Linked DNA regions of Homo sapiens: region 2 is linked to region 1. Evidence: read pairs that join two places in POLR2A ChIA-PET (ENCODE). Cell type or tissue: OCI-LY7. All regions are shown on one strand. Links, peaks and the distances in the headings refer to the core of each region. The heading gives the core; the rest is flanking DNA.

Region 1 (7,948 bases), core at 1,533-5,532:
CATGGCAGGAGCCCATCAGGCACAGATTGCCATGAATAAACAGAAGCAATGAGGTAGAGAAAGGTGCAGAGTGGAGAAGGAGGTTGGATGGGAAAGTGGTGGGGACTGACCCAAACAAGGGCAGGGGGAGGGAAGAGGGAGGCAAAATATTCTGTTCTCAGAGCCAGGCTTCACTCTTACTACTACATGGGTCTCCATCAGGCCCAGCTGTGGCCGTTTCTGTGCAGTCTGGTAGGCAGGACCTGGCTGGGTGTATCTGATCTTTCTGTTGCAGATGCCTTCATGATAAACCCCTAATAAATCACCTGATAAGCTTCATAAGGCTTCATGATAAGCCTTTATGTTAAGCTTCATAAGGCTTCATGATAAGCCTTCCCATTAAACCCCAATAAATCGTCTTCGGTCCTCCAAAGCCTGCCTAACACAGGGGCTCTACTTTGCCACCTGGGTTAAAATTTTCTCAGGCACTTGGAGGTGCCCAGGCGTGAAATGGCCTGCAAGGTGGTGGAGCTGGGCTGTGAACTCAGTTTCCAAAGCTCATGGTGGTGGGGCTCTGTTCATGGCATCCTAATGTCTAATGCCTTAATTGATAAGGCAATGAATAAAGCTAACTGAGTCAACCACAGCCTCTTCCCAGGTTATGCAATGCAGGCTCTTATTCAATACAGGCTTAGTTTTTATAAATCATATGTTTCCCTTTGCAGAAGACTGCAACTCTTCGGTAATCTTCGGGGCGGTACCAGATGGTATCCCAACCCCTGTGTGTATGTAGCCAGCTCATTTCAACTTGGTGACAGTGATACAGGAGGCAAGGAGGACAGAAAACGACTAGATTATGTTTATGGTGGTTGGTATTGTATGATTAAGTCATTGTTTTGTCTGCCCTGAACCTCTTTCTCCCTCCTCTTTCTTGAAAATTAATGGTTTATTTATAATTGATGCATAATTGTATATATTTATGGGGTATCATTTGATGTTTCTGTGCATGTGTACATTTGCACAATGATCAAATCAGGCTAATTGCCATATCCATCACTTTCAACATTTATCATTTCTTTGTGATGACAACATTCAAAATATTATCTTTTAGCTATCTTGAAATATACACTACATTGTTTTTTGCTGTAGTCACCCTACTGTGTAAGAGAACACCAGAACTTATTCTTCCTGTCTAACTGTGATTTTGTACCCACTGACCAACTTCTTTGGGTACCCCTCCTTCTCTCTACTCTCTCCAGCCTCTGGTAAGCACTATTCTACTCTCTACTTCTATTAAATCAACTATTTAAGATTCCACATATGAGTGAGATCATGCAGTGTCTGTCTTTTTGTGCCTGGCTTATTTCAGTTAACATAATGTCCTCCGGGTTAATTTATATTGCTGCAAATGACAGGATTTCCTTCTGTTTTGTGGCTGAATAGTATTCCATTGTGTATATCTAGCACATTTATTTTATCCATTCATCTCTTGATGTACACCCAGGTTGATTCCATATCACGGTCATTGTGAATAGTTCTGCAATAAACATGGGGGTGCAGATGTCTCTTCATTGCACTGATTTCCTTTCCTTTGGATAAATTCCCAGTAATGGGATTGCTGGATCATACGGTAGTTCTATTTTTAATTTTTTTGAGGAACCTCCATACTTTTTTCCATAACGGCCATACTAATCTACATTCCGACCAATGGTGTATAAGCATTCCCTTTTCTCTGCATCCTCGCCAGCATTTGCTATTTTTTGTCTTTTTTATAACAGCCATTTAACTGGGATGAATTGATATTTCACCATGGTTTTGATTTGCACTTCTCTGATGATTAGTGATGTTGAGCATTTTTTCATATACCTGTTGACCATTTGTATGTCTTTTTGGAGAAATGTCTATTCAGGTCTTTTGTCCATTTTAAAAATCACATTATTTGGGGATTTTTGCTTTGAGTTCCTTATATATTCTGGATATGAACCCCTTGTCAGATGTATAGTTTGCAAGTACTTTCTCCCAATCTGTAGGTTGTCTCTTCATTTTATGGTTTTCTTTGCTGTGCAGAAGCTTTTTAGTTTGAGGTAATCTCATTTGTCTGTTTTGGTTGCCTGTGCTTTTGAGGTTTTATTTTTTTAAAAAGCCTCGCCCAGTTCAATATCATGAAGAAGTTCTTCTAGTAGTTTCTTCTAGCAGTTCCTGGTCTTACATTTAACACTGTAGTCCATTTAGAACTGATTTTTGCATGAAACATGCTTCTCTGTCCACACCAGCAATGTGGTTTGAATGGGAGCTGGCAATTGCAGACTCCAGACTCCTGGCTAGAGTTAAATTGGATCGGGAATGGGTATCTGCTCTTTCTTCTCTCCTACATCCTGGGAAAATAATGATAGCCCCATCCTATTCACCTTTCATTAGTCCAGGCATGGACCAGTCCAAGGCCAGGCCAATCAGAGCACTTCTCTGGGTTTGTCAACTTGGAGCTAATGAGGATGTTCAAACGTGTGGAGAATGTTCACTCCCTCCACTCCCTTCACTCCACTCCTTCCACCAAAAAAAAAAAAAAAAAACAAAAGTGGAAAAATCAATTTGTAACATAAAATTAATACCTTAATCATTCTAGATGTATAACTCAGTAGTGCTAAGTTCTGATTGTTTCAGGTTGCTGTGTAAACAATCTCCAGGACGCTTTTCAGCTTGCAGAATGGAAACTGTGTACCCATTAAACATCTTCCCATTTCCCTTCCCCTCAGTCCCTAGTAACCACCATTCTACTTTTTGTCTGTATGAATTTGACTATTCTGAGTACCTCCTATGAGTGCAATCATACAAAATCCATAGTTTTGTAGTTCTCATTTACACTAAAAGAATGATTTTAAGAAACTCTACTGAACTGAAATTGCTTGCTTACAGTTTATAAATTCTCTGATTATATTATAGTCTGATTATTTAACTGCTGTAGGATGATCAGTCCTATTGTACTTTTTGGAATTTCCCAAATGAGCCATGGTAGACAGCCTCTTCATTAATCTTCATAATGACTGTACCAGATGGTATCCTGAGTCCTATGTGGATGTAACCAGCTCAGTTTCAACGTGATTACAGTTCTGCTTCAGTGGCTGAATCTGTACACTAGCTGTCCTTCAGTGAGGACAGTTTGCCCCCAGGGGACACCTGGTAATGTTTGGAGACATTTTTGGCCATCATAACTGGGGGACGGTGCTGCTGAACATCTTGCTGCACACTCAGCAGTCCTCTTCAGCAAGGAATTACCCAGTGAAAACGTCCAGAGTATCACAGTTGAGAAATCCTGATCTACACAGTAGTGATGTTTCTCTGCTTCACACTGACCACGATTTTCCAATCAAGGAATCATAGGGAACATAATGAAACTGAAAAGCGTCTGCTTGTCCCGAAAAGAGACCTAGGGAGGTTCTAACTGCTTCAGTCTACAAACAACAAAAAGATTTCTGAACGGTCCTTTTCCCTGTTTAGTGATTCCAAGACTTCAGCTTAGGTGAAAGTTTTATAACCTTTTCCTACATCTTACTTTAAATTTGTGGCATTTTGTGATAGAACCACAAATTGTACCAGTATTCTGGTTTTTTTGGAGAGAACTTTTTGGTTAGAATTCCTTCTTTTAGTTATCATGCAAGATTGAAACTCTCCTCTCTCAAGTGGTCTGGAAGATGAATATAATCCACAAATTTATCTCTTTGCAGCAAATATCTCCATATTAGTACCACCATGTAAAAATTAATCCAAAATATATAGTGCCCAGATAATTCTCTCTACTTGGTAGCCAACGTCTTGCAATAGAAATCTTCAAAATTCCAAGTACTAGTATTTCCCTGATTTCCCAGAAGAGGAGGTGAAACTAGGCATGTTAGATGTTATTTAACAGTCTAATTTAGAAGTAATCAAGAGAAGTCACGGAATCTAATAAGCTAGTTAGCAACTAAATGAATCCCTGAGTTTAAGTTAGATACCTAGTGATGTAGTTAACTTCTCTGTATTGTTAAACAAAAATCCTGGGAGGCCACTGTTTTGGGCTGAGCTCCTACACCATGACCCCAACAGACAAGACCAAACCAAAATGGAATCACTCATGCTAAATGCCAATAATTAAACTGAAACATTAAGGAAGCAGGGAGATTCCAAACAGACCAGTTTCCCCTGAAAACATGGGATTCCAGTCTATCTGAGTTAGAACGATAAGAAGGTTTCCTCTGCTTCAATCCTTCCAAAAAAGTAACCAGAAGTGACCTGATGTTAACCAATCAGTCCTTTTTTTCTTGAGACAGGGTCTCCTTCTGGCACCGAGGCTGAAATGCAATGGTGTGATCATGGTTCACTCCACCTCCCAGGCTCAAGTGATCCTCCCACCTCAGCCTCCTGAGTAGCTGGGACCACAGGCACGTGCCATCATGCCCAGCTAATTTTTAAATTTTTTGTTAGAGACAGAGTCTCCTTATGTTGCCCAGGCTGGTCTCGAACTCCTGGGCTCCAGCCCTCCTGCCTCCTTGTTCTCCCAAAGTGCTTGGATTACAGCATGAGCTACCATGCCCAGCCTCAGAGTGTTTTTATGATGTTTTGTTTCCTTGGTCTCCCTGTGACTTAGGGCAAGTACGGCTACCCCCTCTTAGGAGAGGACACTAAAGGCCTGAGTGTCCTGTCTGAGGTCCTCAGTCACTCCAGGACAGAGGCCCAAACAGAAGCCAGATCTTGGGCTGTTGAAGTTGCCCTTTGTTCATCCTGAGGGCACGACTGCTGTGTTTACAGATTATCACATAGGGATTTTTAAAAGTATAATTGGCTAAGTTTCTTCTTCAGATGCGTTAAAGAATCTGCCACCCAGGTGCCTGAAGGTGTGGTACCTGGGCAACTAAAGGTCTATGGGTAATCAATTTATTCCCAGAGTTAGGATTGGAAAAGCTCAAAGAGTATGATGAAAATGTAAGTAGTGTGTGCTAGACTTCTAGACTGTCTGTGAAATCAGCAAAATCTCAGAAAAGCATAGAAAACATAAAAGACTTTAAAGAGGTGCATCCTGTCTGCCCTTGGTTTTCATCCGAGCTGTCATTCAAGGGCAGCCCTCTGTAGAGAAACGACCCTGGACTCAGTAAGCAGCAAGGTTTAGGGAAGCACACAGCCCCTGAATGATCAACCTGGCGGTCGCTTGCCTTGTATTCTTTTAGGAGTTAAAAATCTTTCTGAAAGGTGCTGGGTGAATTGTGCCTTTGTGATTTGTTTGGTGGTGCTCTGAAAATTCCTTGTCTCCGTTCCTAATTTTAGAGCCAGCAGCTGTCACTGCTTTGTTCTAACAAGTCAGTAATTTTCCATTCTCCTTGCTTCCTTGGATTTCCTTTCTATATCTAATCACTCACTCTGCAGGGGCTTCTAACTTGGTCTTCTCACTTAAAAATTTTTATTATTAATTTTTAAATTTATAATTGGACCTTGTCATTTCTTTTAAAACCCCAAAGAAGGATGTGCATGTCACATATTCTGTCATTTGGTGTTTTGTTATTTCTGTAAGTTAGTAATTGCTTTTATTTTTGTATTTTTAGTAGAGACGGGGTTTTGCCAAGTTGGCCAGGCTGATCTTGAACTCCTGACCTCAAGTGATCCTCCCACCTCAACTTTCCAGTGTTGGGTTTACAGGCTTGCCCACCGCGACAGGCCTAGTAATTGCTTTTAAAAAGTTAAAGTATTACCTTTTTATTTTACCTGTATACATTGTACTTATACAAACCTTCTTACAGTGTGTGATAGACATAAAGTTTTATCATAAAATGTTATGGCATTCGGTGTTTTGTTTGTTCGTTTGTTTGTTTGAGACGGAGTCTCGCTCTGTCGCCCAGGCTGGAGTGCAGTGGCGCGATCTCGGCTCACTGCAAGCTCCGCCTCCTGGGTTCACGCCATTCTCCTGCCTCAGCCTCCCGAGCAGCTGGGACTACAGGTGCCAGCCACTGCGCCTGGCTAATTTTTTTTGTATTTTTAGTAGAGACGGGGTTCACTGGGTTAGCCAGGATGGTTTCCATCTCCTGACCTCGTGATCCGCCCGTCTCGGCCTCCCAAAGTGCTAGGATTACAGGCCTGAGCCACCATGTCCAGCCGGCATTCAGTGTTTCTTATCTTCATTGCGCCCAGCCGGCATTCAGTGTTTTTTATCTTCATTGCAGCAGGGTTGCTTTTGTTTGTTTCTTATTTGGCCATTTATTTATTTTTAGGATTCTATGGGTACCAACAGAATTCCTTGAAGGTGTTTTGCAGGTGGTATCATAACTTTATTTTTCTATTTTAATTTTGCAGTAGTCTGGGATTTGCTTCAAATTAATCCAGATGGAGGGGAAGGGGATGTAGGTTAATGAAACAAGACTGGCCATGGTAACTGTTAACGTGGATCGTGGGAGCATGGTGGTTCATTATACTACTCTGTCTACCTTTGGGTATGCTGGAAGTTTTCCATTATAAAAAGCTTTGAAGATCTTTACATCAAGATTATTTCTAATAATCTTCCTTTAATTAAGATAAACTCATTGTACAAATATTGCCATCTATAGGTGGAAAATATATTTGTTTTGATTTGGACAGGCTGCAACATCAAAAAAAGGAAAAAAATTATTGTAATCTTGATCTCTAACCTGACTCCGAAATATTATTAATGTTACTACTCTTTTCTCAAAACTCGCCATTAATATGAATCACTAGGTATAACGCACATAAATTTCTTTATGAATCTCTGTTCTATATATAGTAAAATTCATGTTTGAAAAAGGTCAAATTACATTTTAGTGTAAAGGCTCAGGACTTTTTAAAAAAATGACTTGTGATTTTTGAAGGTTTGAAAACTCCAAATCAGAATATAATTTAAAAATGTAGTTTTGACCCTTTACATATTTTTGATGACTTGAGAATGTATCTGTATTTTAAGTCTCATATTCGTGTGAACTTGACATTTTCACACAGGTCCACAGAACGGAAAGTTGCTGCTTTCAAATTTGGGGAAAATATAAGAGAAACTTCTTTAAATCATATACAGTAGACAAAGATACCTTATGAATACCAGAAACAGGTGACAAAAATAAATACCCTAGGGGTTAAGCAGAATGTTCTGGATATCGAACTTGAAGCTTATAAGCATTCTTTGTTTGTTTGTTTGTTTTTTGGTTTTTTTTTTTAGATGGAGTCTCACTCTGTCACCCAGGCTGGAGTGCAGTGGCGTGATCCCGGCTCACTGCAACCTCCACCTCCCGGTTCAAGGGATTCTCGTGCCCGGGTTCAAGCGATTCTCGTGCCTCAGTCTCCTAAGTAGCTGGGACTACAGGTGCACGCCACCACACCTGGCTAACTTTTGTATTTTGAGTAGAGACGGGGTTTCACCACGTTGGCCAGGCTGGTATTGAAATCCTGACCTCAAGTGATCAGCCCACCTTGGCTTCCCAAAGTGCTGGGATTACAGGCGTGAGCCACCGCGCCTGCCCGGCCTAAAGCATGTGATCATTCTGATACCAAGATAAGCACAGAGTTGCCATCAGAGCATATTTCAGGCCTCCCTTCCTGTCCTGTGGTTACAGTTGCATGTTCACTCAATCCTCCATTGTATTTTGAAGAGTAAATTGTACTCTACATAGTTGTTGTGTCTTTCAGATACAATTTATAATACAGTTGGGCCTATTAAAATTCCAAGAGTAACAACCTTTTCCAAGATGACCTTGCCCAACATTTTTGTGTTATTAATTGTGTCTGTAGGACCTCATCTGCCCCCTTCTGCTCTGACAAGATATTCTGAGAAGGACAGAGTTGCACTCAGTAACGAAAACATGTTACACGGATCCTGTAAGCCAAATCTATTGACCAGGAGAGTTGGGACACACACTTTCACATTTTCTGGAACAACTTGTACTTTCTGGAAAAACCTATATAACTGGCTGGCCCAGGCTCTCTTATTAGAATTTCTAATATT
Region 2 (7,252 bases), core at 2,062-6,061, 170 kb before region 1:
TCTGTTTTGCTCATTTTAAGGTATCCAATGAACCTGGGAATCGCTACAACCTCCAGCTCATCAATGCACTGGTGCTCTATGTCGGGACTCAGGCCATTGCGCACATCCACAACAAGGGCAGCACACCTTCAATGAGCACCATCACTCACTCAGCACACATGGATATCTTCCAGAATTTGGCTGTGGACTTGGACACTGAGGGTGAGTGAAGCCTGCCAGTTTTCAGAGTAGAGTTCTCTGTGCTTTTTGCTACAATCTGATCACAAAAATGTAAAAATGCTTCAAGCCACAATAGTGAAGGAATGTTCTGTCAGTATATTTATTCACAGGTCTAGCTGATTATTTTATCTTTAATTGGACATTATCTGCTCAGTGCAGGAAATACAAAAAAGCATAAAGGAAAGAATTATCCAGAATCGTGCAGTATCAGTTTTGGTGTATGTGACTGAAGTTTTTTAGTGTGAAAATAAACTTAAAGTCCCTTTAAACATAGCCTCTTGTTACATTGTTTTGTTAGGCTGCCTTATATAAGCATTTTTATTGGTGCGTGTTTGGCAGGCATCTTGTTAAATGTTCATGTATAAAGATTAATGAATAGGACTCTCCTGTTCTGCAAAAAGCTCACAGTATAACTCCTGTTGCAGGTTGCAGCTTTTCTGCTTGAGCTACATTTCATTTGGTCCTCTATATTTATCTTATAAAATAGAGACCCCAGTTAGGTGCTAACTAGTTGTACAGTCCTGTCCAGTTTTGCATACATATATTTTAGGGGGACACTACTCTTTAACTTTGCTATTGATTCTTGAGAGATGAATTGATGTTGCATATATGCTGCATGCCTATATGTGGGATGGATTTAAGACAGCTTAAATTCAAGATATAACAAAATTGAATACCATCACGTCCAAGAGCTCGGCAATAAAAGGACGGCAGCCTTTAGAGAAACGTGTCACTGTGACAGACTCACAAACACGAATAATGTCAAGCAGAGGCAAACAACCAAACCCAATTAAGATAATACTTATTCCAGTGTAGTTTAGACTAATCAAAATGTGGGCTGGGTACCCTTAGGGTGTCAAGACCTTTTTAGGAGGGCTGTGAGGTCAAAACTTTTTTTTTTTTTTTTTTTTGCGATAGAGTCTTGCTCTCACACCCAGGCTAGAAGGCAGTGGCGCAATATCGGCTCACCATAACTTCCGCCTCAGGGGTTCAAGCGATTCTCCTGCCTCAGCCTCCCGAGGAGCTGGGATTACAGGCACACGCCACCATGCCCAGCTAATTTTTATGTATTTTTAGTAGAGATGGGGTTTCACCATGTTGGCCACGCTGGTCTTGAACCCCTGACCTCAAGTGATCCACTTGCCTCAGCCTCCCAAAGTGCTGGGATTACAGGCGTGAGCCACCGTGCCCGGCCCAAAACTGTTTTCATCATAAAACAACATTTACATTTTTGGGTCTATTCTGTCATGAGTGTACAGTTGAATTTCTCAGAGGTTACATGAAATATACTGTAACAAGTTGAACACAGAAGCAGAAATGAGAATCCAGCTGTCTTTTATTAAGCAAGACTTAGAGATCTGCAAAATGTAGAAAGACTTAGTGATGAGTGTCACCAGAAAATAGTTCATGTTTCTTACATTAGCACATAGTGGGTCTGTTTTTAAAAATGAATATTTTTAAAATCTAATTTCTAATGTGGAAAATTCTGAAATAAAACGCACAGAAATGAGAACTCTTTGGGGTCCCAAGAACCACTGCTTTAAACCAAAGATTAATTTGAAAGCCTCTGTCAGAAACCCAAACCCTAGCCAGTTAGAACTGTCTTCCCATGTTGGCCTTTCAGACTAAGTCCTAAGTCAAGGTTTCTTAATTTCTAGGTCGCTATCTCTTTTTGAATGCAATTGCAAATCAGCTCCGGTACCCAAATAGCCACACTCACTACTTCAGTTGCACCATGCTGTACCTTTTTGCAGAGGCCAATACGGAAGCCATCCAAGAACAGATCACAAGGTAAGCGAGCAGCTTATTTTTTAAATGCTTCAAAAGGATCTCCTCCCTTTCATCTTTTTTTTTTCCTCTTTATGCTTTCAGTGTTCAGTGAAAATCCGTTTGGTTGGTTTTTTTTTTGTTTTTTTGAGACGGAGTGTTGCTCTGTCACTCAGTCTGCAGTACAGTGGCGCCATCTTGGCTCACTGCAACCTCCGCCTCCCAGGTTCAAGCGATTCTCGTGCCTTAGCCTCTCAAGTAGCTGGGATTACAGGCGCCTGCCACCACGCCCAGCTAATTTTTGTATTTTAGTAGAGACGGGGTTTCACCATGTTGGCCAGGCTGATCTTGAACTCCTGACCTCAAGTGATCCACCCGCCTCAGCCTCCCAAAGTGCTGGGATTACAGGCGTGAGCCACTGCACCCGGCCTTCAGTGAAAATCTTTTACATGTCCAATAATGTGTTAAATGTGGGATACAATTGTGAGCAAAATGGATGGTTCCTGCCCTCTTAATACTCATTCTGATGGACATTTATCACAAGATAGGGAATTATAAATCGCAATCATGGCTTAAATGAAAAGTAGTTTACCACAAGGCACATTTTGATTAAAGGTCAGGAGTTTCTCTGAGGTGGTGGTGATAACCAGTCCTAAATCATGCAGGCCTATGAAGTCTATGTTAAGGAACTTGGACTTTTCCTCATTACCTCTGGGTTGAAAGCAGTAGCAATAACAGGATCATACTTGCATTTTCCTAACAATAGTTAGGAATCTGTTGCCAGATTGCCTAGACTACATATAGCATTAGAGAGATTGTGATACACACACACACACACTTTAAAAATTGGGCCAGACTCTTAAAACTTGCTCATTTGCCTAATTAGTCACCTATGGTGCTAAATATGGTATTCCTTTGATTTGTGTACTAAAATTTAATATCTTATTGGATGCTTAGATGATGATGATCCATTTTGTTTATATAAAGCTGCAGTAAGTCTCCTTGGACTTGTAATCTTTGTTATGCTTCATGTACAGTTGGTACGTGAAAGGATATAAAGTTAAGCCAATGCTTACTGGCATTCGGAAAAATTTTACCAATTTACATGTGAACTAGCAATGTTAGCTTTTTTTTTTTTTTTTTTTTTTTTTTTTTTGAGACAGTCTCGCTTTGTCGCCTCCTGAGTAGCTGGGATTACAGGCACCTGCCACCACGTCCGGCTAATTTTTTGTATTTTTAGTAGAGACGGGGTTTCACCATCTTGGCCAGGCTGGTCTTGAACTCCCGACCTCGTGATCCACCCGTCTTGGCCTCCCAGAGTGCTGGGATTACAGGCGTGAGTCACTGTGCCCAGCCTGCAGTGTTAGAATACTTAATTCTTATTTTCTGTTTCCTTTTTATTGAGAGTGAGCTTATTTATTTATTTAATTTATCTGTTTATTTGAGACAGGGTCTCACTCTGTCTCCCAGGCTGGAGTGCAGTGGCACCATCTCGGCTCACCACAACCTCCACCTACTGGGTTCAAGCGATTCTCCTGCCTCAGCGTCCGACTGCTGGGATTACAGGCATGTGGCCACCATGTCTGACTAATTTTTATATTTGTAGCAGAGATGGGGTTTCACCATGTTGGCCAGGCTGGTCTCGAACTCCTGACCTCAGGTGATCCACCTGCCTCGGCCTCCCAAAGTGCTGGATTACAGGCATGAGCCACTGTGCCCGGCCTGGGAGCTCATTCTGGAAATTACTACTTTTTGTACTAACTTTGTGTGCCATGTACTCTGGGCTTTATGTGGCTTCCTCTCCCCCATCACCCCTTATTCTGAACAGCTGTGAGGTAGATACCATTATCTGCACTTTATATAAATACTTAGTCTTCTACGGCTAAGAGCAGGGTTCAAACCCAGGTATTCCAACCTGTGCTATTTGGAGTATATTAATCCACCTGTCTTTACTAAAGGTGAAAACTTTTGCATGTGGTTCAATAGTCAGGGAGAAGTTAGAAAAAAAGTAATGGAAGAATAATCATGAATTTGTATGCTTCTATACATTAACTAGCTCTTTCTCCCTTTTTCCAGAGTTCTCTTGGAACGGTTGATTGTAAATAGGCCACATCCTTGGGGTCTTCTTATTACCTTCATTGAGCTGATTAAAAACCCAGCGTTTAAGTTCTGGAACCATGAATTTGTACACTGTGCCCCAGAAATCGAAAAGTGAGTTCAAAGTAATTTTTAATTGTCTAGGAATGAGACTGGAGACTGAAAACCATCTGTCTCTAGGTTGGGTCAGCTGAATGAGATGCAAGGTATTGTTAGGCCTACTCTTTAATCAGAGATTTGTAACTGTCTTCATCCTTCAGGTTATTCCAGTCGGTCGCACAGTGCTGCATGGGACAGAAGCAGGCCCAGCAAGTAATGGAAGGGACAGGTGCCAGTTAGACGAAACTGCATCTCTGTTGTACGTGTCAGTCTAGAGGTCTCACTGCACCGAGTTCATAAACTGACTGAAGAATCCTTTCAGCTCTTCCTGACTTTCCCAGCCCTTTGGTTTGTGGGTATCTGCCCCAACTACTGTTGGGATCAGCCTCCTGTCTTATGTGGGCACGTTCCAAAGTTTAAATGCATTTTTTTGACTCTTGGCCAAAATTTAGAAGATGCTGTGAATATCATTTTGAACTTGTGTAAATACATGAAAGAGAAAACCTTTGTCTGGAACTTCTTGGCTTTGTGCAAGCTGTGTCCAAGGCAAGTACATAAACTGGTACCTTGTAATGAAGAGGCAGCTGATGCCATGCACTTGTCTGAGGGCATAGCTCCATGTCTTCTGACATTCCTGGTGTCCCAAAGAATAGCAAAAAGCCAGTTTGAATATTATGTAACTTATTTTTTTAATGTGGACAGGGGACCTTGAAAATCACTAAGTTATTAAAAATGTGGATGTGCTAGAATTGGATATGTCCAGGAACATGGGAAGGGCTCACTATTGGAATCCCATGAGTTTCCATTTTGTCTCTACCCAAACGTATTCCAAAGCTGACTGCATTTGTACCATCTTATTTCTTTTGGGGATTATACACCTCAGCCGCCTGAGATGGGGGTCAGCTCTTTATATAAAGGGAAACCAGACCAGGCCTAAAGCCCACCCCTACCCTCACCCCCCCAATCCTCTCCTGAAACTTAAAAACAGTGGGAATATAGGAAAGGGAACCAAATCTCATTAATTAATTGTTCTCCCCCATTACCCCACTGAATGAATGGCCATACAGGCTAAGCTGAATAATGACAAAGTTGAAAGGACCAATACAGCCCCTTTTATAAGGATTTTGAATGTTTTGCAAATGTATTGGTCCCTGTGTTGTATTTTGTAGCCTTTTCCTGGGCTTCAGCTCCCCTACTTCTTGTATGTGTATGCATACTGTAGCTAACCATTAAAGTCATGACACACACATGAGTCCACTGTGCCTTTCTCAGTAGCAGCAGCCAGTGCTGGTGGTGAGGAGGAAAAGTGGACAATCCAGCCCTGCAGACCTTGGGGCCATGGGGAACCACCAACTAACTTCTTGCTGAATGATTGATTGATTGATTGATAGGTCATTCCTACTACTAAGCTGGCATGTTTAAGGAAATTGTATTTTTCTTCCTATTTATTTCAACACTGGACAAATGCTGGAGCAGGTTTATCTGGTTAAGCTGAGTTTAAAATACCCAGTTTTAATATCCTTTTCCCCCAGGTATTTTTTTTTTTTTTTTAAAGAAAATGAGTAGATACGTATTTAAAAACTTAACCCACTTAAAATTTGCCTTACCTTTCATGACTGTCAAGTTTTATGGCCAGAGAGGACAAAACAGTTCAAAATTAAATAATTGAAGTCCTCCTTGAGTGATGTCTTAGGGTTTATTCCCTGAGAGGTGGTTTGTGCCATCTAGACTGAACTTTGGGTAACTATCGAGTACCAGTTACACAGCTTATTAAATCCAGAGTCTTTTCAATAAAGGTTAAGTGACTTCCTCAAACTAGACTTAGATTTAAACCAGGGGTCTACCTCCAAAGTCTATTATTAAATGCTGAAACACAACAAGACTTACTTATTACTACCGTATGTCCACTGGCTTTGGTTAAAACTGAGAACAAAACATCTGTAACATGCTTTAAGTAACAATTAGCAGTGATTCCCAAGTCTGCTGTTCTCAATCCTAAAACACATCACCCTTACCTGAGTTAATCCTAGCACACCAACTTTGCTACTTTTCCTCTTGGTGTTTAGTAAGCAAAAGAAAGATCCAAATTTTCCTCTTTTTCAAACATCAATGAGTATTAGCTTAGAATAAAGTTCTTATTGCTGTTCCTTCAGGGAACAGGGAAACTGCTAACTTGTCAGCTCCAACAACTGATGTAAGATCATCTTCTGACCATAGCGAACCTGTAAGGCTTGCTGTTCCCTCCAGCTGAGTTTCGCATAGACTTCCTTATTACTGAGTAAACCTTGGTCAGTTTTTAAGTCTGTGGCATAGGTCTGCAAAGTCAGTAGAACACTGTTTTGAAGCAGCTGTCTCCACGATGCTTTGAGCTTGGGAATATTTGTGATCGTCAGGCTGCCCTCTTCCCTTTTATCATCTCCCCCTCCATCCTGGTCTTTAAGCTCTCTGAACTCCTCAGCAGGCATGCACAGTACCTAGAAGCAACCACAGAGCTCTTTAATTAGATGTACTGCTTTTGTACTTCTGAAATGACTCAGGAGACTAAACTCATCTTAGCATTTATTAAAAATCCCACATTTCCTCTCTCATCTTCTAGCTATTTTGCTTTAAATACTTAGATTATCAGCATTAAATGGCCATTTTCAGCCGTTTACCTTTAGTGTGGTGGTCAGCTCCTCTTCAGTCAGCACCTCCTCCCTCCCTATCACAAAGGCTCCCTCTTCCCCTACCATCTCCAGTTTGCATAGGAAATCCCAGCGCTCGTACACTAGGTGCCTTTCAGCTTCAGTTTTTGTTCCTGTAGATGAAACAGCAATGTGAAAGTCTCAGTACACCCAAGGGTTCATTTCTTCTTTAGTCTGCCACCCAGTCTACAAAGTCAACTGCTATTTAGCAAAGCTATTTAACCTGAGGCATGGGTATAGACACACCATCAGTGTCAAATATTGAGTTAATGATACACTCACCCTGTAATGCTGCCTCACGAACTGTCACCATCTGAATGTCAGCTGTGTCATCTGTGTTGTCAGGATATGGTTCAACAAAACCGTACATATGAATCAGTTGCCAG

What was found. ChIA-PET counts read pairs that join two places held together with the same protein. Peaks named below come from ENCODE experiments on the same cell type or tissue, not always from the same donor. Only the 100,000 strongest peaks of a DNase experiment are listed, where the experiment ranks them.
Region 2: POLR2A ChIA-PET joins it to region 1 with 5 read pairs; 4 of 35 experiments call an interaction of 5 or more read pairs at or near these places.

What each region holds. Positions count from the first base shown.
Region 1 is chr16:58,344,334-58,352,281 of GRCh38, reverse strand. No RefSeq gene overlaps it. Among named protein-coding and RNA genes, the nearest start is that of GINS3, 44 kb to the left of the region's middle. In OCI-LY7, for the core only: no CTCF peak of the experiment used is centred there; a DNase peak (open chromatin) is centred at 3,101.
Region 2 is chr16:58,518,128-58,525,379 of GRCh38, reverse strand. It overlaps SETD6 (SET domain containing 6, protein lysine methyltransferase), which reads right to left. Exons shown (of 8, transcript NM_001160305.4): 6 at 7,149-7,252; 7 at 6,837-6,979; 8 at 1,538-6,656. The coding sequence ends at 6,351. CNOT1 (CCR4-NOT transcription complex subunit 1) reads left to right here. Exons shown (of 49, transcript NM_016284.5): 46 at 21-201; 47 at 1,878-2,010; 48 at 4,063-4,197; 49 at 4,344-5,429. The coding sequence ends at 4,422. Among named protein-coding and RNA genes, the nearest start is that of SETD6, 6.2 kb to the right of the region's middle. In OCI-LY7, for the core only: no CTCF peak of the experiment used is centred there; no DNase peak of the experiment used is centred there.